Linked DNA regions of Homo sapiens: region 2 is linked to region 1. The links are chromatin contacts, found by Hi-C or POLR2A ChIA-PET in ENCODE. All regions are on one chromosome and are shown on one strand. The core of a region is the stretch at or near the end of the contact, and the rest is flanking DNA. Distances in the headings are between cores, read along the strand shown.

The links. Hi-C counts contacts between places; a loop is a spot of excess contacts on that map. ChIA-PET counts read pairs that join two places held with the same protein, here RNA polymerase II (POLR2A). Pooled maps may share reads with other maps.
Region 2: a loop to region 1 is called in a pooled map, with 4 times the contacts of the local background. The contact joins the promoter of KLHL8 here to the promoter of PLAC8 in region 1. A Hi-C loop is called at or near these places in 2 of 50 pooled maps. POLR2A ChIA-PET finds 5 or more read pairs at or near these places in 2 of 52 experiments (activated B cell and activated CD4-positive, alpha-beta T cell).

The regions. Positions count from the first base shown.
Region 1 is chr4:83,111,941-83,116,943 of GRCh38, reverse strand. PLAC8 (placenta associated 8) reads left to right here and starts at 2,215. Exons shown (of 5, transcript NM_016619.3): 1 at 2,215-2,278.
Region 2 is chr4:87,217,545-87,222,547 of GRCh38, reverse strand. It overlaps KLHL8 (kelch like family member 8), which reads left to right and starts at 1,930. Exons shown (of 10, transcript NM_020803.5): 1 at 1,930-2,130. RefSeq lists silencers at 1,711-2,200, 2,541-2,810 and an enhancer at 2,316-2,928.

The DNA.
Region 1 (5,003 bases), core at 966-3,465:
TATTTTTAGTAGAGACGAGGTTTCTCCATGTTGGTCAGGCTGGTCTCAAACTCCCGACCTCAGGTGATCTGCCTGCCTCGGCCTCCTAAAGTGCTGGAATTACAGGCATGAGTGACCGTGCCCGGCCAAGCTTACCGATTTTTAAGATGTACTTTCCCCCTTTAATACAATAAATAACTAGTACATATTTGTTGACATCTTTTTGATTTTTCAATTTTTTAATTTTTTATTTTATTTATTTATTTGAAAAAAGGAGATGAGATCTCACTATGTTGCACAGGCTGGTCTCAAACTCCTGGGCTCAAGTGATCCTCCCGCCTTGGCCTCCCAAAGTGCTGGGATTACAGGTGTGAGTTACCACACCTGGCCATGTTGCCATCTTTTTATTGTGGAGTTTATACATAGTATTTGGAAGAAAATAGGCTATCTGGAATTCCACATGTCTCTTTTTCTTTCTCCTTCTTCAGATTTCTTTGTTTCTTTGTTTCCCCTAATATTGATTATGTGTTAGGCACTGTTTTAAATGTTTTGCATGTATTAATTTTTTGAATTTTCCCTACAATCCTGTGGGGTAGGTGCAATTATTACGCTCATTTGACAAGGAACCTGAGGCATAGAAATGTTAAGTGGCTAGCAGATGGCAGCTAGGAATTGGGACTGAAAAGGGACTCTAAGCACTTAGAGTCTGCCATAATGCCACACATTCTCACTGTACAACCTCACACAATAGCCTTGTTCTAGTGGGAAAGATTTCCCATCCGCAAAAACTTCAGAGTGAATGACAGGAAAGCTGGCCACTCTCATTTCTTAATTTTTTTTTTTTTTTAGAGACACGGTCTTGCTGTCACTCCGGCTGGAGTGTGGTGACACAACACAGCTCACTGTAACCTCAAATTCTTGGGCTCAGGCAATCCTCCTGCCTCAGCCTTCCAAGTAGCGGGGACTACAAGCCTACGGGCACTTACCACCATGTCTGGCTAATTTTTTAATTTTTTGTTTTTGTTTTTGTTTTTTTTTAGAGACAAGGTCTCACTGTGTTGGCCAGGCTTGTCTTGAACTCTGACCTTAAGCAGTCCTCCGCCTGGGCCTCCCACTGTGCCGGCCCACCCTCATTTCTGAAAGGTTTTGTTAAACAAAGTTTATGAGAGGCCATTGTTATGGACTAGCCTCCTGCTCTAGGCCCCAGAAAATCAGACCAAACCAGAATGAAGTCGCTTGTGCTAAGTGACATATAATCAAACTGAACTTTGAAATGGACCAGTTTTCCAAAAAACAGGAGATTTCAGTCAACCTCAGTCAGTGTAGTAAGGAAGTCCTCTCTGTTTTAGTCCTATAAGGAAAGTAACTTTGAAACAACCAATCTATCTTTTTTTCTCTGTTTCCGCTTTCTTCATACTCACCAGGACACTCATTCTATTTTATAGAATGATGTGTTGCTTGATTCTAGAATTGCAAATAAAAGGCAATTACATCTTCTAAACTAAATTTGTTGTAATTTTGTCTTTTGATAGTTTAAACTATGGGATCAGAAATTCAAAGACTATGAATAAAAATTTCAAAAGAAAGAAATAGTAATACCACCAATAAGAAGAATAATTAAAAAGGTACAAAGAAATTGGATGCAACATTGTAAAAAGAGCCATAGTTTGGAGCTGAGCTGACATGAGCTAAAATCCTAGGTGAGTAACTTGTTAGCTATGTGGCCTCTGAAAGTCAGCTCAAGAATCTGAGCTTGTTTCCTCACCTCTAAAATTGAAAAAATAAGGCCTAACTATCAAAGTCATTAACAAGTCATTGATAATGCTTGGCCTATTTTAATGTTCAGTATCTGTAAGTTGATACCATTAAAGGATGCTTGAGATGCCAACTACTATATAATCTGAAACAATAATGATCTTTTTTTTCCCCACAAAGATAACAAAAAACAAACACAAAAAAACAACAGTAAGCTCTGCCAGACATGTAAAACCAATCAAACTATATAATGAATTAAATCCTTTCCCCATTAAAAAGACGTATCAGTGTACCTAACACAATATAGGAAAAGAAACACACCTTATTTGGCAAGAGATATATTCATTCTCCAGATAAGAGAAACACACATTGAAACCACTTCTGCTGGATTACTCTGGCCAATAAGAGCGTCTGAAACTGTTCTATGTACTATGCCCTGCGATAGAAACACAGTTACCTCTCCCCTTTCACGTAGTTTTCATTTGTGGTGAGATTCTCTCCCAGGCCACAAGACATTTCCTGCTCGGAACCTTGTTTACTAATTGTAAGTACTTTACAAGTAAGAACTTGTTTTAAAAACTTAGCATTCAAAAAAAAAAAGCTTTCTTTAAAAGTTATTTGATTTTCTTGTTTTTTTCTTAGCATGTTATATTTTGAGTTTCAGCTAAAAGACTAAGGTTTTCTTATCTAATTGCTTTAAATTTATACATTTAGTCAAATTCAACAATTTCTTGCTAAGCATTTTGCCAAATGCCAGGCTTTTCAAAGTAGTGTAAGATCCCAGCCTTGAATCCTCATCAATTGCTGCTTTCTGCAGCAAACACATATTATACATTGTATTTAGTAACATGATCATTAATTTCACTCTTTATTTCAATATGTATGCATGTTGACTTATGCCGGTCTAATTTCTTTCTGCTTTACAAATATTCTATTTTATCCATTCAAAGTATTTAGAAACAAGATATGGAATTTTGTAGATTTAGCTAATGAATTATAAGAATTCTTGAATTCTCACTATGAAAGTAAGAAAAACAGACTAGAATTCTTCAAAATTAAATTCTGGTGCTTCATTTATATGTATAAAGAGAGATGGAGAGATTATGAAATGGAAATGTTTCAATCAAAGCAAAAAAATGAAATTTAACATCAATAAACAGTAGAAGAGAAAAATCTCAATAATATGTCTAGTATCTGGATTAATCAATATTAATAATATGTATTAATATTACTATAATTAATATCATGTATTATATTAATATTAATGTATTTTATTAAGATAGTGGGCTGTCCTCAGGAGTGAAGTGCTCATAGAAAGGAGAGACAAATACAAGATTGATTCTTAACTAATAGATAAAATTAAGGTGTTTAAAATATGAGCCAAATACTGCAAGATTTCCTGACATTGAGACCATTCCACAGAACTTCCTAAAGAAAGGTATTCTAGTCTCATTCTCCAAAGCTTGCCCACCAAGATTCCCATTTCACTACCTCCTGCCCCCATTTTTCCTGCATTTTCCAAGGTGGCCCCTGCCAACTTTTTTTTAATCACTCTCTCTGCTCCTGTGGGGTTAAAGATGGCATGGAACAAAACAGCTGTGTGGTCACACCACAACGGGCAGAACTGCTGGCCACAGATAGGAAACCTCAGGCATCTCCTTAGCCCTTACCAAATCCAGCCCAACACGTTTACACACCCTGGCACTCAATAAAATATTTGCTGAATTAAATTGGATCTGTAGTTATTAGTAACAGAAGAAAAATAAGGCCACTGGTCGTGGGTTACAAAATGTGCTCTGCAAGGCCACTGGCATTAGAATCTTGTGAAGTGCCCAGGATACTGCACAGGCCCGCACCTGAAGGGAGAGGAGCTAGTTTGGAATGTGCTCCCGGGAATGCGAGAGGGTCTAGCATGGGCTTCATCGCATGGAGGAAGGTGTACCGTTTTTCGAATTCTCACCGAAGCAGCTACGTGCTCACCAAGCCGTGTCTGTGAGAAGGGCCACGTTTTTCTAGTTCATAGGACAAAAGCCTATGGCATAAGGGCAGCAGCCCTGCGGGTGCACGTTACAGACTTTTAGACCCTAGCTCATTCTATCTAAACCACAATCTCTGAACAGTGTGTAGAATTCTACATTGTACAGATTCCTCAACCCTAGCTCATTCTATCTAAGTCACAATCTCTGAGCAGTGTCTAGAAATCTACACGTTAAAGAGCAGTCCAAGTGGTTTTACTAATAGTAAGCTTTGAGGACCACTGAACTAAGGAGACAAGCTGGTACCTAAGGTCCTAGGAACTCTAGATTTTCAAGGACGTTTTCTCTCCACTTATTGCTGACCTTTTACCTTGAATGGCTAAGGCTAAAGACTTCATGGCTGAAGCAAAGAGAATTGTGGTTGTTTGAACAAGCAACAATTTTACATTTGTTTCTGTTTTACATTTGTTGCAACTTAAAAGATACCTTGAATTTTTAAATGATCACAGAGGCGCGTACAAATGAGTGTGTTTGCTTTCTCATCTGTTTTATAACTTTCAAGAAGGTATTTCTTTGAATAAGATATCTCACGGGAGAAGTTATTAGACCCTTTTTAGAATCAGCTAGAAGTGACAGATGGAAGTCCTGGATAGCAGTTCCCTTTAGGACTACTCTTCTACGCAGGGATAAGCCGAGTAGACTTCTCCACCAATATAGGTAATCTGTGCTAGAAAGGAACTTACAATAGCATCAGAAACCTCCTGGGGCCCCCCATTCTGCTCCAGTTCCTAGTGCTAATATTCACAGAAGCACCTGGGTCCCTGCAATCTCCCACATTCAAAAGAGGAAGTCAAAAGTACAAAAGTAGTGAAGGAAACAGAAACATACAATGTTGACTGTTGGGCTAAAGACTGTTGAGGCTACTACATGGAGGAAGTAATGTTCACACAAACTAACTGGCAGTTAGCATATGGATATTTGAGATACAGCTGATACATATATATATATATATATACATATATATATATACATATATATATATATAAATTTTTTTTTTTTTGAGACGGAGTCTCGCTCTGTCATCCAGGCTGGAATGCAATGGCACGATCTTGGCTCACCACAACCTCCACCTCCTGGGTTCAAGCGATTCTCCTGCCTCAGCCTCCCGAATAGCTGGGATTACAGGCATACACTACCACACCCAGCTAATTTTGTATTTTTAGTAGAGACAGGGTTTCTCCATGTTGTTCAGGTTGGTCTCGAACTCCCGACCTCAGCCTCCCAAAGTGCTGG
Region 2 (5,003 bases), core at 681-3,180, 4.1 Mb before region 1:
TTAATAAAGGGAATACAGGGAAGCTTTCCCTTTTCCCTTGGAAGGTTCACTGAAAAATCAACTGTCAAATGGCAGACTAATAGGAAAAAAGACATACAAAATTTATTTTAATGTGCATAACACAGGGAGATTTCAGGAGAATGATTACCCAATGACTCAATGGGGTAGAGACGTTTATATACTCTTCTTTATGGGGGAAAGGGAGATTGGGGAAATGTGGCAACTTAAGGTATAGTAAAGGACTTTTAGGGGAAAATGGGGAACATACAATGGCCTGGGAAAAAGTGTGTTGAGCCCATACAGCAGACAATAGTTTGTGACAAAAGTCTGTCCAAGAGTGTTGACAGACTTCAGTCTTTCTTCCTCCAATATGAGTTAAGTAAATGAAAAATCAGGTAAGGCAAATATGTTCCTCTTTGGCAGGTCTAGTTTCTAGGCAGATAAGGGAAATTCAGAGAACGACATCATTTGGTGCTTTGGGAGAGACAAAGAATTGAGAGGCAGGAGGGGTAATGGGGAAGGTAAGAGACACCTTGAAGCTGCTTCCTCAGTTCAGCGCGGCAAAGCACCATATTTTGGGGTATCGATTTCTGAGTCCCAACAATTTTTACATCACGTTCCAGACACATTTTATGACTTTTCTTCACTGCATACTTCTTTAAAACTCATCTTACTCTATTTTTCTAAAGGTATTTGCATTAAATGTGCAAAATACTAATGCTCTAAAGAGGAATATTTTGAAATATTAAGAATTATTTATATTTCAATGTAAAAAATGTGATTTTTTTTCTAGAAATAAAATTTCAAATTCAAATAGTTGCTTTGGGGTTTTTATAGAAGATGCATATATATATACAGATATATATATGTTCATTTCTATTAAAATCAATGTGCTAATGTTCATATGTGTTAATATTAATAAAGGTCCTAGGATTAAATTTATTCTGAAATAGACTCCTAGGATTGTGAAAGTTTGAGGTTAGTCTGGCAAAAGACACATTTAGGGGAATATCTTTCTTTAAAAAAAATTTTGTTTTTTTGCTGTCTCTTGATCTCCCGCCTCACACATTCCACTTTATTGACATTATAGAAAAATTAATTCATTTCAACAGCACTTTTACTTGCATTGCTTTTTTTTTTTTTTTTTTTTTTTTTAGACGGAGTCTTGCTCTGTCGCCAGGCTGGAGTGCAATGGCACAATCTCAGCTCACTGCAACCTCCGACTCCCGGGTTCAAGCAATTCTCCTGCCTCAGCCTTGCGAATAGCTGGGATTGGTGGCACGCACAACCACGCCCAGCTAATTTTTGTATTTTTAGTACAGACGGAGTTTCACCATGTTGGCCAGGATGGTCTCGACTCCTGACCTCGTGATGCGCCCGCCTCAGCCTCCCAAAGTGCTGGGATTACAGGCGTGAGCCACCGCGCATGGCCACTTGCACTGCTTTTTAGCAGCGAGCTCTCAGGTCAATCAACTGCTTCCTTAGGTTTACAAACTGTGGGTGTGTATTTATAAACACAGTTGTTTTGTATATCCTTTGTAGAGCACGTGGTGAAAGTGACACAGGAATAAATGCAAACCTTTTTTTCCCCTTCTTTTTTCAAAGACATAAATCCCAGGAACACTCACAACCGCAGAAGGGGATTTGATGGACATACAAAGAAACTAAATTTTGTACCGCCGCAGAAGTGAAGCATGGATAAGCTCAAAGGTATTTAGGCAGTGTTTTATTTCAAGATTTGTTATGGGGACCTCCGCCACGCCCTGGTCCGCCTTCACCAGGCCGGGCAACACTGCCCAGTCCCTGAGACCCGGCCGCCCACTAGGGAGCCGCGGGGGCGAGGCCGTGGGGGTGGCCTCGGGGAGGAGGTCCCGAGAACCACACTTCCCAGAGTGCCGTGCGCAGCCCCGCCCAGCCCGCCCCGCCCCCAGAGGCCGCGGCTCGCGGGGGCTGAGGCGAGAGGACGCCAAGCGCCCGCCGGGGCTCCGCGGGGCCGCGCAGGAGAGCGCGCGTCCGCCGGGTGCTCGCGCGGGGTTGGTGAGGTTCCGCTGAGGGCGGCCGGGGCTCTGGGAGCGTGGTAACGTGGCTGCAACCTTAGCGACATCAGGAAGAACAGGGTCGAGGATCGAGGTAACGGGACGCTCGTCTCCCCTCAGTCCCCTCGTCTCCCCTCAGTCCCCTCTTCCTTTGTGCGGTGCCGTCCGCTCGCGCCGAGCCCTCCCTCACCCCAGCCCCCAAGTCGCAACACCGTCCCGTCTTGGGTCTCCGGTGTGCGGAGGAAATTCGAGCCCTCGTGCACCAACCGAAACTCCACAGCTGAGAGGGCTTGGGGCCCGGACAGCAGGAGATCCAGCCCCTGAGCAACCTTCCACGGCTTTTGTCGCCCCCATTGGCGGGAGGAGCAGGGTTATGCTCCCGGCTCCCGTAGGGGAGCTCCAGCCTCTGGCTCTGTCAGCCTCCCCGGCAGCTCCTTGACTCCTTCCTCCCAGTCTTTCGAAGAGGGGCCCAGGCAGGTGCTTCGCGGGGTCCAGGAAGAGGGCAGGCGCGGTGCGGCTGGCGCGGGTTCGGGGCCCCGGGAGGGCGGCCGGACGCCCCCTGGAGCCGCGGCCTGCGGGGGCGGGGCGAGTGGGCCACCTCCGGGCCACGCCGCGCGGGGACGAGGCGAGGAAGGCACTGCCTGTCCCCACTCGGGGGGCTTGCTGGCCGCCCTGGAGGTGCCTTCCCGGGAGCGGCGGTGTAGACCTTGTGGAGAGTGCCTCCTGATGTGGAACCAGGAACCGCAGCCTCTTTCTAGACGCTCAGCCGCCCGGTGGAGTTGTTACCGCCACGATGACAGCTCTTTACGCCTTCCACTCCGTGCTGGGTTCAGTTGGCTTGCTGTTTTCTTCAGAGAGAGCGATTTGGCTACATAGCTTGAATTTTCTACGTGTCTCGTGCTTTACTGGACTTGCACTGTTTTTCCCTCTTGGCAGTGTTTAATCGGGTGACTTTTCATAGAAAACGTTCAGTATTTTCATCTGTGTTAATGGCATAACTTTCTTCTTGACTCTGCCCTAAGCTAATGTTACCAGTTTAGAGGGATACTTTGGGAAAAGGTCCTTAGAACCTGGGTTGACATAAGTATTTTATCTGCTGGTTGCACGTTTTTTCCTTTGCATTGTTTTTCTCCTATACAAGATGGTAATTGTTGGACTCTTGGTGTTCTTTATTCTCTCTCTAGAAGGAAATCCTCTTCGCGCATCTTTCTCGTGTTCTGGCCCTGCGGTACTCTTGGGTACGCAGAGGACTGCTGCTAACAGTGCTGGCGCCTGGAACGCTGCTTGGAGATGGCGGTGGCATTAAGCTGCTGCTTTTCCTCAGACTTCCTCCTGGCACCCTTCTTAATTTGTCAAACTGACCCAGTTCAAACTTCAAACTTTTAGTCACTTTATTTATTTCGTCACTTTTTAAAAAAATTGCTTTCAAGATACCAAAATTGCGTAAGCCTAAATATAAAAAGAGGTGTCTCAGGGGCCGGGTGCAGTGGCTCACGCCTGTAATCCCAGCACTTTGGGAGATTGAGGCGGGGGGATCACTTGAGGTCAGGATTTTCGAGACCAGTCTGGCCAACATGGTGAAACCCCATCTCTACTAAAAATAACAAAAATTAGCTGAGCGTGGTGGCACATGCCTGTAGTCTCAGCTACTCGAGAGGCTAAGACAGGAGAATGGCTTGAACCCGGGAGGCGGAGGTTGCAGTGAACCGAGATCATGCCACTGCGCTCCAGCCTGGGCGACAGAGTGAGACTCCATCTCAAAAAAAGAAAAAAAAAGTCTAAGGATACTCTATTCAACTACATATGAGCACTTAGCTTCATCATTTTAATTTTTAAAGCTGCCAATTCTTTTAGCATTTGATAAGATTACTGATAATTGGTTAAGATGATATATTCTGTAATAATTGCACATTTTTTGACAAGAAACTCAGTTCACATTCAGTGAGGGTTATTTTTTAAAAACAGTATTTCTTCATTCATTAAGAAGAAAGTTAGGGCCGGGCGCGGTGGCTCACGCCTGTAATCCCAACACTTTGGGAGGCCGAGGCGGGCGGATCAAGAGGTCAGGAGATCAAGACCATCCTGGCCAACATGGTGAAACCCCATCTCTACTAAAAATACAAAAAAATTAGCTGGGCATGGTGGCGCATGCCTGTAGTCCCAGAGACACGAGAATCACTTGAACCTGGGAGGTGGAAGTGAGCTGAGATCACGCAGCTGCACTCCAGCCTGGCAATAGAACGAGACTCCATCTAAAAAAAAAAAAAAAGTTGGGTAAATTTTGATCCCACCTGCTATTTTGAAAAATGAATTTTCTTTTTTAGAGCAGTTGTAAGTTCACAACAAAACTGAGTGGAAGGTATAGAGATTTCCCATGTATCGCCTACCCCTACAGAGCCAAAATCTCTCATCAGAGTGGTACGTATATTACAATTGATGAACCTACATTGACATGTTATCACATCCACAGTTAGGATTCATTCTTGGTGTTAAACATTCTGTGGGTTTGGACAAATAACCCTTTTGTTTTTATCAAGAACTTTTGAGAGTTGTAGAGAACTGAAATGGATATTGTCATTTTAAAAAGATTAAAGAGACTATTGCAGACATCTTAAACATTAATTTCAGATAGTTTTTGTGTTTTATAAATTGAATGTTTAAATTTTTGGTTACTTATATTGGAATTCCCAAGAGTCACATTTATTTTTGTATATTAAGAACTAAAGGGCCCCACATGGTAGCTCACACCTGTAACTGCAATTTGGGAGGTCAAGGCAGGAGGATTGCTTGAGCCCAGGAGTTTGAGACCATCCTGGGCAACAAAGTGAGACCTTTCTCTATATTCCAAAAAAAAAAAAAAAAAAGAGGCCAGGCTCGGTGGCTCATGCTTGTAATCCTAGCACTTTCAGAAGCCAAAGCAGGCCAATTGCTTGATCCCAGGAGTTCCAGACCAGCCTGAACAACACG